Regions from separate parts of the Homo sapiens genome. Here region 2 is linked to region 1. Evidence: read pairs that join two places in POLR2A ChIA-PET (ENCODE). Cell type or tissue: PC-9. All regions are shown on one strand.

Region 1 (2,500 bases):
ACCCCAAGCTTCTCACCTTCCCCCAGATTCCCTGCTCAGCAAAGTAAAGCTTGGCACTGCCCAACAGCGGCTGTTGCTCTTCCAGCCTTCCCCACTGGGGACAATCTCAATTCATTGCTCCACAACATATCATTACCCAACAACAATTATGGGACAAGAGATACGTTCAAAAGAGTCCAGGAACTCTGTGGCTCAGGTGATAGGGATAAGAGCTCAGCTGATCAGAGGCAGAGCTGGGGCTACATCTGGGCTGGTGGTATTCCCTCACCAACCACAGGCTGCATCCAGCCAGTGAAAGAAAAGAAAACATTCACAATTGAGGAAAGACCGTTGTACAAGCGGCTTATTACACAGTGGTTGAGAACATGGACTACAGAGCCAGACTTCCTGGGGCCAAATGCAGTTCTGCCATTTACTAGTCAGGTAACCTTGCAGAAGTCACTTTATCGCTGTGCCTCTGTTTGACCATCTGTGAAATGGGATGATAAGAAGTTGTGAAGAGTAAATGAATTAATCCATGCTAAGCAGTGTTTCTCAGCCAGAATGATGGTGTTCCCCAGGGAACATTTGGCAAGGTCTGGAGACCTTGTCATTGTTAAAACTGAGAGGGATGCTTTGGCGTCTAGTGGGTAGAGGGCAGGGATGCTGCTAACTTACTACAGTGCACAGGACAGCCCTCCTTCACAGCAAAGAATCATCCTCCTGACATGCTGTTAGTACTGAGCTTGAGGAACTTTATTTATTTATTTATTTATTTATTTTGAGACGGAGTCTCACGCTGTTGCCCAGGCTGGAGTGCAGTGGCACAGTCTCGGCTCACTGCAACCTCCACTTCCTAGATTCGGTGGAACTGAAGGCTGCCCCCAAAGCCCTATTCACCACTTTTGGGGGAAGCCCTTGGCTGGGTTGCTGAAGCCAGGCCACGCTCCCTGCCCCAGCAGGTCCAGGCTGAGCTGACCTGGTTTGGCTGCTGGAGAGGAGGCTCAGCCACACCTCCACCGACTCATCCCGATGGCCCGCATTCTTGCTCCCTCGGTCATGCTGGCTTTCGGCTTCCCTGAACAGGCTCTCGGCTTCGCTGAGCAGGCTCTTGCTTCTGTGGCTCTCAGCTTTACATGGGTTTCTGCAGCCCTGCCCTTGGGAAAGGCCTTTGCTCCACTGTCATATTATTCTCACTGCCTGCTATGACCTCACGGGCAAGGGTCTCGCTAAGATCACCTTGCAAAGCCCCCTTCTCTACCCCTGTCTTCCCATTTTATGGACTTGGAAGCTGAGGTCCATCGAGAAAAAGGGACGTGCCCACAGCTGCACAGAACATGAGCAGGGGAGCTTGGATGGGAGCCGAGGACTTCTAGGACCTGCCTCATCTTTCAGGCCACCTAGGGGGAAAGTTCATGTGTGTGGAGAGAAGGGCTTTGCATTCAGGAAGGCTCTAAGCCTCTGTGAGGGCTCCGGCCCTCTGACTCACTGCAGGAATATATTTCTTCATGCTCTGTGCTTGTAAGCCCCTGCCCACTCTGCAGGACAGGAACTAGAGGCCACTCACTGGCTGGGCAGTCTTGGGTGAGCCACTTGCTGTGTCTGAATCTCAGATAGGAAGAGTCCAGAAGCAACATATATTGATCAAACTAACATTGACTGAGGACTTCCTATTCTAAGCACCTTAGGTGTATTAGCTTCCTAGTAACTGGCCATAGTAAGGGCTCGATAAACATTTGCTGAATGAGTGAATTGGCTCTTACACTACACTGCCCCAGGTAGTCTCTGTTAGCTTCATATTAAAATGAGGAAGCTAAGGTCCAGCCAGGTTTGGGGACTCCCCAAGGTGACGTTGCTAATAAACAACAAATCTAGGATTCAAATTCAGACCCAGTTGACACTAGAGCCAAATTTCTTGACTTTTTTTTTTTTTTTCTGAGACGGAGTCTCACATTGTCACCTGGGCTGGAGTGCAGTGGTGCGATCTTGGTTCACTGTAATCTCTGCCTCCCAGGTTCAAGTGATTCTCCTGCCTCAGCCTCCTGAGTAGCTGGGATTCCAGGCGCCCGCCACCACGCCCATTAATTTTTTGTATTTTTTACAAAATACAAAAGAGACGGGGTTCACCATGTTGGCCAGGCTGTTCTTGAACTCCTGACCTTGTGATTCACCCACCTCAGCCTCCCAAAGTGCTGGGATTACAGGTGTGAGCCACCGCACCCAGCCCAAAGTTCTTGACTTCTAAATTTACAAATCTGTTTATCTATTGCTTAGTGGCACATAACAACCATCATTTTATTCCGCTTAGCGATTCGATGGGTAAGGAATTGGGACAGAGCGGGCAAGAATACCTGCTCTCTGCTCCATGATGTCTGGGGTATCACCTGGGAAGACTGAATGGCTGCGGGTGACTTCATGCTGGGGACTGGAGCCATCTGTCTGGAAGTTTCTCCACTCATGTGTCTGACACCTACACTCAAATGATTCAAGGGTGAGGTTCGGCTAGGGCTGTTGACTGGGG
Region 2 (2,500 bases), 86 kb before region 1:
ACTCGGAGGCCGAGGCAGAGAATTGCTTGAACCCGGGAGGTGGAGGTTGCAGTGAGCCAAGATCACGCTACTGGACTCCAGCCTGGGTGACGGAGTGAGGCTCCATCTCAAAAAAAAGAAAATCATAAGGAAGAGAAAATACATTTACAGTACTGTATTTATTGATACCATAAATTGTCTGTTTATAAGATAAATCGTCTCAACTGTTGGGCAGTTGTAGCTGTAGACCCCAATCTACAGTACATATCAAGCAACTCAGCTTTTTCTTGTAATGTCATGACTTTTCTCTGCTTCTTGGGAGCACTTCCAGCATCACTAGTGGCACTTCCTATGGGTCCCATGGCGTTAGTCAAGGTTCATGGTGTTGCAGTAAACATGATGAAAACATGTGAGAACCATGGTATGCAATTTACTGCAGTGTTCAGTCTGTTAGAGAGATGAACTACTCACATGGAGATGGTTAGCATCACATTGTATTTTAAGCAGCATACTCATTAACACTTGAGCTCACCCCAGTAACAACAGGAGGAGGCTACAAAATGATTACAGTAGTGCAGTATGTACTACAGCTAATTTTATACAGTTATTTAATACTACATCTTTGTTTACATTTCTCTGGACTGCAAATGGCATCATGTATGGTCTGTAAGTGTTTGTGTACGTAAGTTTTTTGATAAATTTTAGCTTTTTATTTTTTATTTATTTTTAGAGACAGGGTCTTGCTTTGTTGCCCACTCTGGTCTCAAACTCCTAGGACTTCAAGCAATCCTGCTGACTCGGCCTCCCAAAGTGCTAGAATTACAGGCATGAGCTAGTATGCCCGGCCAATTTTAACTTTTTATACTTTTTTAAATATTTCTTTTCTTTCTCTTTTTTTTTTTTTGAGATGAAGTCTCGCTCTGTTGTCCAGGCTGGAGAGCAGTGGTGCAATTTCGGCTCACTGCAACCTCCACCTCCCAGGTTCAAGCAATTCCCCTGCCTCAGCCTCCTGAGTAGCTGAGATTACAGGCGCACACCACCATACCCGGCTAATTTTTGTATTTTTAGTAGAGATGGGGTTTCACCATGTTGACCAGGCTAGTCTCGAACTCTTGACCTCCCGCCCCACTTCGGCCACCCAAAGTGCTGGGATTATAGGCATGAACCACTGTGCCTGGCCATTTTTTTTTTTTTTTAATATTTCTAGGCTATGCAGTTTGGGAGTTTTTTCAAATTGTCACAGATCTCCAAAAAACTTTCTAACATGTTTATTGAAAAAAACCTGCATATGTACAGTTCAAGCTCTTGTTTAAGAGCCAACTATAATTTCATGGGTATTTCAGGAATGCTCAACCAAAATTATATTCTTATCTGTACTATTAATCATATAAAATGTCTTACGCATTTTAGTGTTCTTGTGTATTTTATATAAAATACTGTTTTATTGTTGTTGTAGGGGCAATGTTAAATATTGTTCAAGATTCAGCACTTTTGGAAGCCATTGGTTGCCAGATGGAGATGGTAAGAAGCATACATGCAATCTGTCAGAGAATATCACTTTTGAATTTCATGTAAATTATATTCCAGAATGTCCATCTTTGTGAATTTTAAAGGCCTTTGGTTTGTAAATCCTGCTCATTGGCTCAGAAGTTTTCTTTTTAAAAATAATGTATATTTTGAGGTTTGCTTTTCAGTGCCTCTTCAGCTGTACATCAGGTTCCCGAGATATTCTGTATGAGAGAAACTACAGCTAAATCCAGTCTTTATTCCTGAACAGTGTCTGCTTAAAACTGTTACTTGTTTTGCTGTGGTGGCAAACTTGGTTGAATAACCTAGGAAAAGCCCTAGCCAGCAAGCAACTAGTTTAACTTTTTCTTACCCATCAATTCTTTCTAACCCCTCTAGACCTAAGTTTGCAGGTCCCTCAAAGCACCAATGCTTCCAAATCAAAAATGCTTCTCAGAGACTTCCAGTGCTCTCTGCTTTGTCTTCAAGATATATCATCCCTATACTTGGAGTATAGGCAAGACAATGGAGGGGTTAATAGGGTATACTGGGGTAAGTTGGGTAGATGTAGTAAGCTGAGTAGATGTAAGATGGGTGATCAAATTATTATTACGGAAATTACATTCGTGTCTCAGTAGATGGTGAATAATAATTTACTGATCTGAATATAATGAACTGTGTTTATATGGGGAAAAATGAGGGAAGTCTAACAGATAGGTTTATTAGCCCCTATACATACGGGAGTTAAAACTAACCCTAGTATTGTTTGTGTTTTCTGATATAACTGTATTTGAAAGTTGCCGTTTGTTTATTCATGCCTTTTTGTTTTTTGTTTTGTTTTGTTTTGCTTTGGTTTTGAGACAGAGTCTCGCTCTGACTCCCAGGCTTGAGTGCAGTGGCGCAATCTCTGCTCGCTGCAAACTCCGCCTCCCAGGTTCCTGCCATTCTTCTGCCTCAGCCTCCCGAGTAGCTGGGACTACAGGCGCCTGCCACTGCGCCCGGCTAATTTTTTTGT

Evidence for each region. Peaks named below come from ENCODE experiments on the same cell type or tissue, not always from the same donor. Only the 100,000 strongest peaks of a DNase experiment are listed, where the experiment ranks them.
Region 2: POLR2A ChIA-PET joins it to region 1 with 5 read pairs; 2 of 35 experiments call an interaction of 5 or more read pairs at or near these places.

Annotation. Positions count from the first base shown.
Region 1 is chr20:38,616,202-38,618,701 of GRCh38, forward strand. The region is part of intron 1 of ARHGAP40 (Rho GTPase activating protein 40); the gene reads left to right. Among named protein-coding and RNA genes, the nearest start is that of ARHGAP40, 16 kb to the left of the region's middle. In PC-9, no CTCF peak of the experiment used is centred here; DNase peaks (open chromatin) are centred at 1,030 and 1,480; H3K27ac peaks cover 1,902 bases.
Region 2 is chr20:38,529,732-38,532,231 of GRCh38, forward strand. It overlaps RALGAPB (Ral GTPase activating protein non-catalytic subunit beta), which reads left to right. Exons shown (of 30, transcript NM_020336.4): 14 at 1,436-1,500. Among named protein-coding and RNA genes, the nearest start is that of MIR548O2, 14 kb to the left of the region's middle. In PC-9, no CTCF peak of the experiment used is centred here; no DNase peak of the experiment used is centred here.